Regions from separate parts of the Homo sapiens genome. Here region 2 is linked to region 1. A link is a loop called in an ENCODE intact Hi-C map of the cell type or tissue named here. Cell type or tissue: heart left ventricle. All regions are shown on one strand. Links, peaks and the distances in the headings refer to the core of each region. The heading gives the core; the rest is flanking DNA.

The links. Hi-C counts contacts between places; a loop is a spot of excess contacts. Peaks named below come from ENCODE experiments on the same cell type or tissue, not always from the same donor. Only the 100,000 strongest peaks of a DNase experiment are listed, where the experiment ranks them.
Region 2: it touches region 1 in a loop (17-fold over the local background); 32 of 110 quality-filtered maps call a loop at or near these places.

Annotation. Positions count from the first base shown.
Region 1 is chr5:158,692,234-158,698,170 of GRCh38, reverse strand. EBF1 (EBF transcription factor 1) reads left to right here. Exons shown (of 16, transcript NM_024007.5): 16 at 1-2,251. Among named protein-coding and RNA genes, the nearest start is that of LINC02227, 290 kb to the right of the region's middle. RefSeq lists an enhancer at 1-400. In heart left ventricle, for the core only: a CTCF peak has its summit at 2,468 (motif pointing left); a DNase peak (open chromatin) is centred at 2,480; H3K27ac peaks cover 1,056 bases.
Region 2 is chr5:159,131,055-159,136,991 of GRCh38, reverse strand. No RefSeq gene overlaps it. Among named protein-coding and RNA genes, the nearest start is that of LINC02202, 34 kb to the right of the region's middle. In heart left ventricle, for the core only: a CTCF peak has its summit at 3,650 (motif pointing right); no DNase peak of the experiment used is centred there; H3K4me3 peaks cover 312 bases.

The sequences.
Region 1 (5,937 bases), core at 1,331-3,830:
GCTCCCCCATTTGCAAGTTTAAAGTTTACTCGTCCTAAATGCAGACTTCATACCTATCTTCCAAAAGTTGATAAAAGCAACGTGGCAGGTATTTTCGATTTTCCCATTCCAGATACTGCCTCTATCAGTCGACCCTTACCATTTGTAACATAATAGATTGAAACAACAGGTTAAGTGCTTTGGAATTAAGAGTTAAAGGGAACCGGGGGTGGAGAAAGGAAAAGAAGGTTGAGACCTCCAAAACATAGTTTTCTGTTCTATGGGAATTTTTGCTCTCATTATCTGGGAAGTGTTCTTAAAAATAAGAATTAATAGCAAAGATGCAGCAAAGCTCTGAGGATGCATTTGCCTGATATTTTTTTCTTTGCTCTTGTGTTTTTGTATGTAGTTATAAATACTGTAGATTTTTTTTTTGTGATTTTTTGCCAAAGTTGTTGTTCTATTTATACATTTTAATGTCTTAAGACATTTTTTCAATATCACAAAAAGATTTTACTGCGTATTTTGCAAAGAAAAAAAGCTCACTACCTTTAGCTTGCACATACTTGCAAAGTTAATTAAAAGGCTTTTTGTTTTAAAGGGGATTTTGTAAAATATCCATATAAATAATGTATTTATCTTTCGAATTTGTACATTGCTTTTCCCTTCTTCCTCTTCCTTCCACCCCCAATTTATTTTATTGTGTATGTTTGCTACGTGAAAAGTGCGTATTTGTTTGGTCACCTACACTTGTATTAGCTGTTTCAATGTGATTTTTAAACATTTCATTTATAGTTATTTTTAGTATTGTTATAAACCATGCTTCAGTTTTTTTAATTTCCACCCAAAAGTCATTGTCTATTTTTGTATTATTTGTAAGTTAAGAAGTTTTTTCCAATATATGGCAAAAAAAAAAAAATAGTAGCATATTATTCTTGTAGTATTTAGTTCAGTAGATTTAAAAAAAAATGTATCCTTTGCTTTGGAAGCTTACAAAACAACCCTAATGCTGTTTTACTCTATTAATATGCATGGAATCTCTCCCTTTGGAGTGACGCATTTTGTGCATTAAATTCTAGGGAGAAACTTCATAGAAATCAATGAACATACTTTCTTTCTTAAGTCTGCTTGTATATTTCCTCTGTCTTTCACATAAATATAAACCAGCAGATTGGATGCCTTAACAATGCAAATCATATTCATTTCACTTGTACATTGTAACTGTGCACCAGAACTGTCAGTCATCACTAACATTCTAAGAAAAAAGAAAAAGAAAAAAAGAAAAAAAAAAAAACAAAGAAATCGAAAAGCACAAAAGAACTGTTTTGTTACCTTAAGACAATGTAACTTTTTCTAGTAGAGCAAGAAATCATTTACAACAATGCTGCAACTGTGCATGCCCCCATATGGATTTTGCAATGGTTTTCACTAGGCTGTCAAGAGTGCGATTTTTATGGGTTGGGGTGGGTGGGGGAGGGGAGTTGTGGGAGGGTAGGGGAGGGAGGAAAGCTGTTTTTCATGGTGAGAAATAATAATGATGACTAATAATAATAAAAAAAACTGGAAAATGTAAGCAAGGTGGACGCATTGCTTCTCGGTACTCAGAAAGGTTATCTGAATTTGCGTGGTAAGCGCTGGCCTGAAGATGTACACAAGTTAAAGCCATATTTTATCTGGTGAGCCCCTTAACTGTTTCTGAAGGAATGAACGGTCAGCCGGGAAGGTGTCCGGCTTAGACCTTGACAACAGACACTACCCATCTGTCAGCCATGTGCAGTGGTTAGAACTCTTCTTGAAAGTCCAAAGAGCCTTTAAAATGTGTATAATTTGTGTTTTGTTGCTTCTATTTCTATTGATTAGATGAAAAGACATTCTGGCCCTCTGATCCTCTTTCTTCTCCACAAAAGTTTTACAAATAAAAGATGTTCCCCTAAATACAGAATATGGCTTTAAGAAGAAAATGAAATGAAGAATTAAATTAAGATTTCAGTGTTGGGGGAAAAAATACAGCTTCTGGATGACTGGATTGCATAACATTGCCCTGGCCTCACATTGTACTAGGATGCAGCTTAAATGAAGTCATCTCTAAATCTACTAACCTTTCACCTTCTTATCAAAACTTTTTGAATAGACACACACTGTACAGTTCAATTGTTAGAGAACCTAACTACTGTAGAGATTGTTAAATTTTTTTTTTTTTTTTGCAAAAATTCAAGCTGTAAAAACTTTTCAACTTTCACAATATTTAATTAAAGTTACTTCCTGTCTGTGATGGCAGCTCCTAGTTGTGTATTCATTTCTCTATTTCAGATGAGCCAAAGTCCAACATAATGTAAAAGGTCTGTGTTTGCAATGACTCAGATCAGTCTTGATACCCAGTGAAAAGGAATTAGGGTAGTGCTGGGACACCCTCTTTCTTATGTAGGTCCTTGGGGATTTGCTAATCTGGGATGCAAATTGAACACGCGCAGCGTACTGCTGCCCTCTGCCGGCGGTAGCTGGATGTGCACATGCCCACACCGGTCCATATAGGAGCCAAGAGCCCCCAGCAACTTCAACAGCCAAGCCCTGAGATCCTCCTGCGTGATTGAACTGTGAATCCAGGAAGTGGCCATTCTAGAACCCCTATCCTTCGTGCTACAAATCTGAACCAAGCTTTTCACACACAGCTGCTAATTAATCCCAGCGAGCCTTCTGGTCAACTAATTATGTGCCCTGGCTCATTGATGAGGAGGCATGTGTGAACTGAGCCTTCTGTTATCAATATTTTTTAACCCCACATGAATAAGATACTTTTCCTGTTGGACAGGAGTGAAACATTCCACAAATACTAGATAGGTACCTACTCATGTAAAATTGTTTCACTTTAAATTCCATCATGATCATGAGTCTTTCTAAATGCACACTCAATGATTTTCCTACTTTTACAGTTATTGAACATGATGAGGTTAATGATACTTGTAAAATGCCTCAAAAACTCAGCAGATAGGCTGTAGGCCAACGGAAACTTGATGGCCAGAGGTGATAGGATGGCTGCAACACAGTCACATGTGGTGGGCACTGTTTCGGCTTTGGAATATAGCCCGATTTGAGTAATGAAAGAGAGTGATATATAAGTTAGAGAAGCTGCCATCCTTTTAAAGAAACTTGCTGAAAAGTGTGGCCATTCAATATATGTTTCTTTTGAATTCTGTGTTTGATATAGTTTCCTGTATTAGATGCAGAAGATAAAGATTGAACAAGAGGCCCCTTTTCTCAGGATGCACACCATCTCAGAAAAGACACACTTATATTCAAATTATGCTAGAATGGTCGGCCAGGCTGAGACAGGTGTGCCACAATGCTCCACAGAGCACAGCTGACGTCCACACCTCTGACACGCTGGCCCCTACAGTCTTTAAGGGCTACCTCTTGAAAGTGCTCATTCACTCGATCGTTCATTTATTCATTCATGCTTGTAAACTTTGCGCGTTTCCTATGCCTCTGGTGCTAGGCAAGACATGGTGATACATCGGTGGGCCATGGTGACATTATACCCACTTGGAGCTCATACTTGAGTGGGGCAAATGAACGTTAAGCAGCCACTCAAGTGCCTGTAACAAACGAATCATGGTAATGAAGAAAATGTCTACAATGCTCTGAAAGTACATTGCAGCAGGATCTGATTTAACCTGAAGTGCTGGGAAAGGCTCCAGAGAAAGTAACATTTGAGCTGAGGTATAAAAGCTCAGCAGGAGCTAACCAGGTGGGCCTGGCCCCTTAGGCAGAGGAAATGAGGGAGGTGTAAGAACACTGAGCTTTGGAGCACATAAGGTACATTTAGGAACAGAAAAACTATGTGAGTGGAGTGTGCAGATGTGCACAATGAGACTGTGGGGCTTGGGAGTTCAATTCAGAACATGTCCTGAGCACCTACCACGTGCCTGGTACTGTGCTAGCTGCCAGGTACACTAAGCAAATGGGCCATAGTTCCTGCCTGTAGGGCCTATGGCAAGGCTCATAAACTCACAGCCCCATATTTGTTCATAGGGGCTATGCTGGTTAAAAAATCGGGGTGGGCCAGGCACGGTGGCTCACGCCTGTAATCCCAGCACTTAGGGAGGCCGAGGAGGGTGGATCACGAGGTCAGGAGATTGAGACCATCTTGGCTAACATGGTGAAACCTTGTCTCTACTAAAAATACCAAAAAAAATTAGCTGGGCGTGGTGGTGGGCGCCTGTAGTCCCAGCTACTGGGGAGGCTGAGGCAGGAGAATGGCGTGAACCGGCAGGTGGAGCTTGCAGTGAGCCGAGATTGTGCCACTGCATTCCAGCCTGGGTGACAGAGCGAGACTCCATCTCAAGAAAAACAAAAAATGAGGGGGTAAACTAGGGATAAAAACAACCAGACAGGGAGTGGGAGGGCTGGGGCCACTGGCAAGTGCATGCTCTGTCCAAAGTGAGAATCCCACTTGCTCCAGGCAATTGCTCCCATGTGAGAATGTGGACCCAGTGTTGCCCATCTTTCATTTCTCAAGAATGCCAGATATGTTACTAGATTATTTAAAAATCTGGCATAAAATTTTCATTTTTAAAATGTCAGCAACTTATCTAAAAACAGTGTTTTAAAAACACTTTCTTGGCCAAACTAAGTCCAGAATCCCCTAGAGTGTCAGTTTGAGACTTCTGACCAAAAGATAAGTTACGAACGGTGATGTTCACACAGCCTGATTTGAAAGTCATAATGACATGTTCTCTCCATGGAGATCAAGGAAGACTGCAAAGAAGAGGATACTCCAGTGGTGTTCTATAGGATAAGAGTTCTCCAAACATATAAGGGAAAGTAGGTAATGGAAGGCACTGGTCAATGCCCTGGCAGCTGACTTTATGAGAAAAAACATTATTACCATAAATCCAAATAGGAATATGGAAAATTGGAATCATGTGCTTGTGAAAAAAAAATCCTCTGTCTTCTGCAGTAGCTGTATTCAATGCAGAAGTATAGGTCAGCTTTTAAAAACAACAACAACAACAACAATTCTGTTTGCCTTGCAGAAAGACCCTTATGAATGAATCCATTTTTAAGTACACTTTCAGTGAAGTGGACCCTTTCCAACACACCATGCTCAAAGCCACACCTGCCCTAGCATGCTCCAAAATCATCATATCATCAAGAATTTTGCTCCTGAGATTATCTTCTCCCTCTCCAGCACCATCACATTCTCTTTCCTCAATTTACATTCAGACCAGCTTACAAATGTGATCTCATTGAGGAAAAAAAAGATTTGACCTCACTTTGCTTGTAAGCTAGCCACAGTCCTCCTGCTCCTGATAGTAGCGAATCTCAAAAGAGTTGTCTATGTCTGCTATCTTCTCTTCTTCATTTATACTTTCTCATTATTCATATTACAATATATGTTTATTGTAATTTTGAAGAGTGGAGAGTCTTCCATGTTGTAAACAAGGGATCTCAATTTATATTTTAGAAGTACCATCTTGGTTGCTACAAAAAGAACAAATTGGAGGGAGACAGAGGGAAAATAGAGGACATTAGAAGGCCATTGCAGTCATCCAAGCAAGGAATGAACAGCTTGGACTAGGAGAAGAAAAAGGAGGAAAATAGAGAGGATTAAAAAATATTTAGGCAATAGAACTATCAGGATTTGGTGACTGATTCAATGTCGGGATTGAGGGAGATGAAAAAGTCAAGATAAAGCTCAGTTTTGTGACTGCTGGTAAAGAAATAGTTGATGTCTCTGTTTGGGCTGTTTCCTTGCTCTGGAGCGCAATAAAGAAGCCCCTTCCTCGAATTGCCTTTGCTTTCCTTCCCTCTTCCAAATATGATCCTCTTCTCCAGAGGCTTCTGTATTTACATTAGGAATGAAATTCAGTTTCTGGAGCTGGAAACACTTTGTTACTTTTTTTTTTTTTTAACTTAAGCATCAAGCAGTTTTATCTCTTCTCTCTGGAGAGTTATGCT
Region 2 (5,937 bases), core at 2,287-4,786, 440 kb before region 1:
TATACACATATATATACACATATATACACATATATATACACACACACACATATATATAAAATTTTATTTTATTTTATTTTTTTGAGATGGAGTTTTACTCTGTCGCCCTGGCTGGAGTGCAGTGGTGTGATCTCAGCCCACTGCAACCTCCGCCTCATGGGTTCAGGCAATTCTCCTGCCTCAGCCTCCCAAGTAGCTGGGATTACAGGCACACACCACCACACCCGCTAATTTTTGTACTTTTTAGTAGAGACGGGGTTTCACCATGTTGGCCAGGCTGGTCTCCAACTCCTGACCTCAAATGATCCACCCGCCTCGGCCTCCCAAAGTGCTGGATTACAGGCATGAGCCACTGCGCCCAGCCCAGATATTTTTTATTGTTGCTTTTCTTCTCTATACAATGTTTGCTTCCTAGAAGAGACAGCAAGGAACACAGAGACAGAGGAGCAGGAGCTCTAGGCCTGGCAGAGTGAAGTGGAACTGGGCAGGGCAGCTCCCGGAGGGCAGGAAAGAGTCTCTGCATCACAATCATGTGATCTAAGGAAAACTAACCCCACACCACCCTAAATGTCATGTCTGGGAGGGTGCTGTGTCGCTCAGTTCACACCTGGTACCAAGTTCTGTTCAATTTCCTTTATTTTCAAGGCGTATGTAGCAGTGTGCCTATTAATACATACAGCAGGCTTATTATGAAGGAGAACAACCTAAGGATATGCAATACACATTACCTGTCAATTGACGTTTTGCTGGTGACCAATTCATTCCCTTTTGCATCAAATTCCCCCCCCCCCCAGATCCAGTGACTCACTCTCTCAACTGCATCCTGGCCAGCACTCCAGTTTCCTTAGCGGGTGGAAGAGGCTAAGGAAAGAGGGCAGAGAGGGGGAATCATGAGAGAGGAGGCTAGACACATACTCACAACCATGAGGTCGTGGGTAGGGCTGGTGCACCACCTTAAGAAGCGACTCCAGATCCAGTGACTCACTCTCACCACTGCATCCTCGCCAGCACTCCAGTTTCTTTTCCTTTTAAGATGAGGATAATTATATTTCAGAGGAGCTTTTGTTTATTTGTTCATCGCCAGCTTCCTCTAGTCCAAACATAGATGGTTGGTTGGTTGGGTTCAATGCCAGGACCCAACCTGGATAGCCAGTTTTCTGTATGTGATGACATTAAATGTGTGAATTTTTATAAAATTGTGTGTACCTTTGAGGAATTTTTCAGGCATCTAGGGAATTTGAACTAGTAATTTATAATAGATTTCCTTGACTAGCAAGGTAATTCCCTAATGAAAAGAGCGGCACTTTATCTCAAACTGTATGCAGCAGTGGAAAGAAACTTAACAGGACTTTGACATTCTCAAGCTTCTAGGTGCAAGTTTACTTGTTTATTTTGCTCTTTTTTTTTTTTTTTTTAAAAAAAAAGACAATTTAAAATTCTTTAAAATCTTATTTTACCTTTTTTTGTAACTTTTATTTTGATTTAATTTCAAATTTACAGAAGTTGCTAGAACTTTTATGTACCCTTCACCCAGATTCACCAGTTGTTAACATTTTGCAACATTTGATTATCCTATTACAATAGGATGTATTTGATTGTATTTCTTCACAATACACACACACACTCTCACACTATTATTTTTGAACCACTTGAGCATAAGCCGCAGATGTAATGCCCTTTTAACCCTAAATATTTCAGTGTGTATTTCCTAAGGCAAGACATTTTCTTACATAACTACAGTAAAATGATCAAAACCAAACAATGTAACACAGGTACAGTATTATTATTTAATCTGCAGTATCTACTTCACAGAATTATTTAGCTTTCACCCATCATCGCAATAATGTCCTTCAGTTTGCAGCGCCTCCCCTGAGGTCCCTTGCAGAATTGACCCCGGGATTATGCATTGTTTTCAGTTGTCATGTCTCTTTGGTCTCCTTAATCCGAAACAATTCTTCACGCCATTTTGACTTTCAAAACGTTTATATTTTTATTTATTTATTTTATTATACTTTAAGTTCTGGGATACATATGCAGAACGTGCAGATTTGTTACATAGGTATACATGTGCCATGGTGGTTTGCTGCACCCATCAACCCATCATCTACATTAGGTATTTCTCCTAATGTTTTCCCTCCCCTAGCCCCCAACCCCCAACAGGCCCCAGTGTGTGATGTTCTACATTTATATTTTTAAAAAGAAATACATAACAATACCAATAGATTATAGATTTAGACATAATCTATACATGCATATGTACTCTATAATATATCTAAAGATATATAATATCTACTATATAACCTATTCATGATAGACTCATGAATTCTAGATCCATAGATTGTAGATTGTGTAAGCATTCATGAGTTTATTCTAATAAATAAATGCAAACATGCATAAGCGAATCGGGAAAGCCCCTCTTTGAGTAAAATGTTAACTAATAAAATGGAGAAAGGAATGACAGAATTAGAAAATTATCATTTTGCAACTATTATAATAATAATTGATTTAGGCAAGAATTATCCATGGATACTAAAACTAGTGGATGAAAGTTTGAAAAGGAAAATGATGCTTATATAGCCTCAAAATATTGTCCCTCAAATCATTAAGAAAGGAAGAACAGTAACTCTACAGGAGATAAACCTGGGAGATAACACGGTAACCAAGTGACTGAAGTTAGCATCGCCAATGATAGAACAAGCCTTCATCATGTACCTCTTGACATAATGCACTAAGGAAGATACTCCTTCACCTCTGAGATATTCTTGTTAAGAATAATCTAATCATGAGGAAATAGACAAACCCACACTACGAGATATTCTACAAAACAATGTTTCCTTTTTAATGACAAGCCTGCTTAAGTCAAGGGTTGCATCAAGAGTTGCATTTTCACAAAGTAAACCATGAGATATTATCTTACAACAGTCAGACAGAATAGCAATTATTAAAAAGTCTAAAAACAATAGATGTTGGCAAGGATGTGAAGTAAAGAGAATGCTTATACACTGTTGGTGGGAATGCATATTAATACAACCTTTATGGAAAACAGTATGATTTCTCAAAGAACTAAAAATAGGACTACCATTTGATCCAGCAATCCTGCTACTGGGTATAAACCCAAAGGGAAAGAAACAATTATATAAAAAAAGATATTTGCACTAATATGCTTATCAGAGCACTATGCACAATAGCAAAGACATGGAGTTAACCTGACTGTCTCCATCAATGGAGGATTGGATAAAGGAAATGAAGTAAAGATATACCACGGAATACTACTTAGCCATAAAAAAGAATAAAATCATGTCTTTTGCAGCAACATGGATGAAACTGGAGGCCATTATCCTCAGTGAAATAATTCAGAAACAGAAAGTCAAATACCCCATGTTCTCCCTTATAATTGGGAACTGATCAATGGATACACAGGAACATACAGAGTGGAATAGACATTGGACACTACAAAAGGTGAAAGGGTGGGAGGGTCGTGAGGGTTGAAGAACTACCTGTTGTGTACAATGTTCGCTATCTGGGTGATGGGCACCCAGTAGTGAAGCCTAGACTTCACTACTAAGCATGTAAGAAACCTGCGCTTGTACCCTCTAAATATGTAAAAATATTTTTAAAGTTGCATTTTCAAGGAATACCACTAGATGTCACTGTGGTTTTGCAGGTTGCACAAATTTTATCAGTAAAGACATAAATTCCTTGGTGGCCTGCCTCTTGACTTTGACTCATTTCTAGACTGGGCACATTTAGCCAATTTCAACACATATAGCCTTTGTGAAGCCTACAAATTAAATAATGGTAAAAGCAACGAGGAAGGAGGCAGCCGGCTTAAAGCTTGTTTCTGCGATTACAAGCCGTGGGAGCCGGGCAGTTACTGCTCCGTCTCTGGACTTGGTTTCCACATGTGGAGGAGACTTGGATTGCCTGCTCTTAGTCTCTTCAAGCTCTCGTAGTCTATGACTTTAAACTGATGTTTTTTCAACTAAAATTATTTCAGTGCCCCTTACAAGATTTTTGTCCAACGACATTGAACCCACTACTGATTTTTCTGTTTTGTTTTGTTTTTAAACTCAGAGCTTTTATTTATATAGTACTTGTTTTTAAGTTGACTCAGCTTTTTAAAATGTAAATAAAGAAAAAAATGTCATAGGCCCATCACAAGTGGAAACCAGTTCACTTGCCATAAATAAAGGTAACCACAAAAATAAATGTAATAAAAACAACGTAATATAATTAAATTCAAGCGATTGTTTGCCAAAGGCTCAGAGCATGAGTCTACTCTTTTTTCCTCCTTTTTTTAAAAGGGAGATTTGGCAGTGTTGAAGAGGAGTTGAAGACAGACCAGCCCCGAGACTTTCCTTTCAATGTCAGCAGAAGAATTGAGACTGAGAAGACCTTTCTCTCTGTGCAGTTTACAAAACCAACCACAATACTTCATGTACCGTCCAAAACCAGTCTCATGCTTTTATAAGCTGTTCTAAGCTATAAGATTCTTTTTTTTTTCTTATTCTTGATTCTTCAATATTTCTAAAGGGCATGATTAGAAATCATACATTATTAAATGTTTTCTTCAACATATATTTAAGCTTTCATTTTATTTTGGTATCCATTTCAGTTTTGTATTGGTTTAACTTCCCTTTAATGTTTATTTAAATTTGCCTTTACATTCAGTCTTCTTCCACTTAAAACACTCACTCTCTTTTTAACAGAGGAGGTGATATATACCCCTCTGCTGTCAATGTCGAAGCAATTACGTGCCACCAAATGGCTTGTGATGTGCCATCTCCTCCTGATAAAGGCTCATGATAGATAGGATGTGGCAGAGGTCAGGAATTCTGCTGAGTACAACCTGAGGGTATCCTTCAAATTGCTTGAGCTTTCTCCAAATCCCCTAGGACACAATCAGAAAACGAGTCCCCTTTAATTTTGGTGCAGAGCTTTTTTCTTCCTTCTTCACAGAGATTCAGAGTGAAGATGCGTTAGGCTGAGCCATCTAATTGCATTCTTTACTCCCTAACATTAGTTTAGCCCTTTCCTGCTTTGTATCATCTATTATAATTACTAATTTGCTGGCCACAATTAGCATAGGGGGTTTTATAGAAGCAGAAACAATTTCTTAGCTGCCCAATGTTACTAAATAATTTAAAAAGGGGAAGACAACGAATTTCCATCAAATGTGCTTTGTTTTCTTAATGCATGTGTTGCCATTAAGGAAAACCATTATAAGGTAAAGAAATCAGGAAATTCATAAAGATCAATACACCAATTATTTCCTGCATTATAAAAGTTACCTCTTCATAATTTTCTTTTCCTGGTGAGGTAGATTTAATTTGCTATTAGAAACTCAAAAGCTGAGAGGTCAGTTTCACTGTTCAAAACAGACTGCTCTTTGTCTAGCAGGAAACAATGTTTTCCCAAAAAAAAGTCCAGAGAGATCACATCCCCCAAAAAAATCATCATTGAAAAGGTTGATTATGAATCAATAGAAACTTTTTTTTCTATAACAAATTATGTTGAACTATACTGTACCCCCCAGGCCCCACCCCCAAATCAGAGTAAGAATCTCTTGGGGGTTTTTTGTTTGTTTTTTGTTAGTTTTCATCACTGTAACTATGCTGAAATTCAAAGCAGGGTGGGCAGATATTACACAACTTCATGAAATATACTAAATATACCAGTGGAAATCAAATGTGAGGCATGGTTAGTTTCTGCTGGCAGACTTACTTGAGATTTTCTGAAGAATTCTTCAGGTTTCCTCCAGCCCCATTTGTTCCTGATGCTGATCAGTGTTGATGATTCCATTATCTTCTTTATGTTACAGATTCCTCCCTCCCCCAATGTTCACTCTATTGTTTTATTATGTGTTGACATCAGCCTGCGGACGATGGTGTTCTGGCAGAGTCCCCTTCCGTGGCTTTCTGAATACCACTGGTAAGT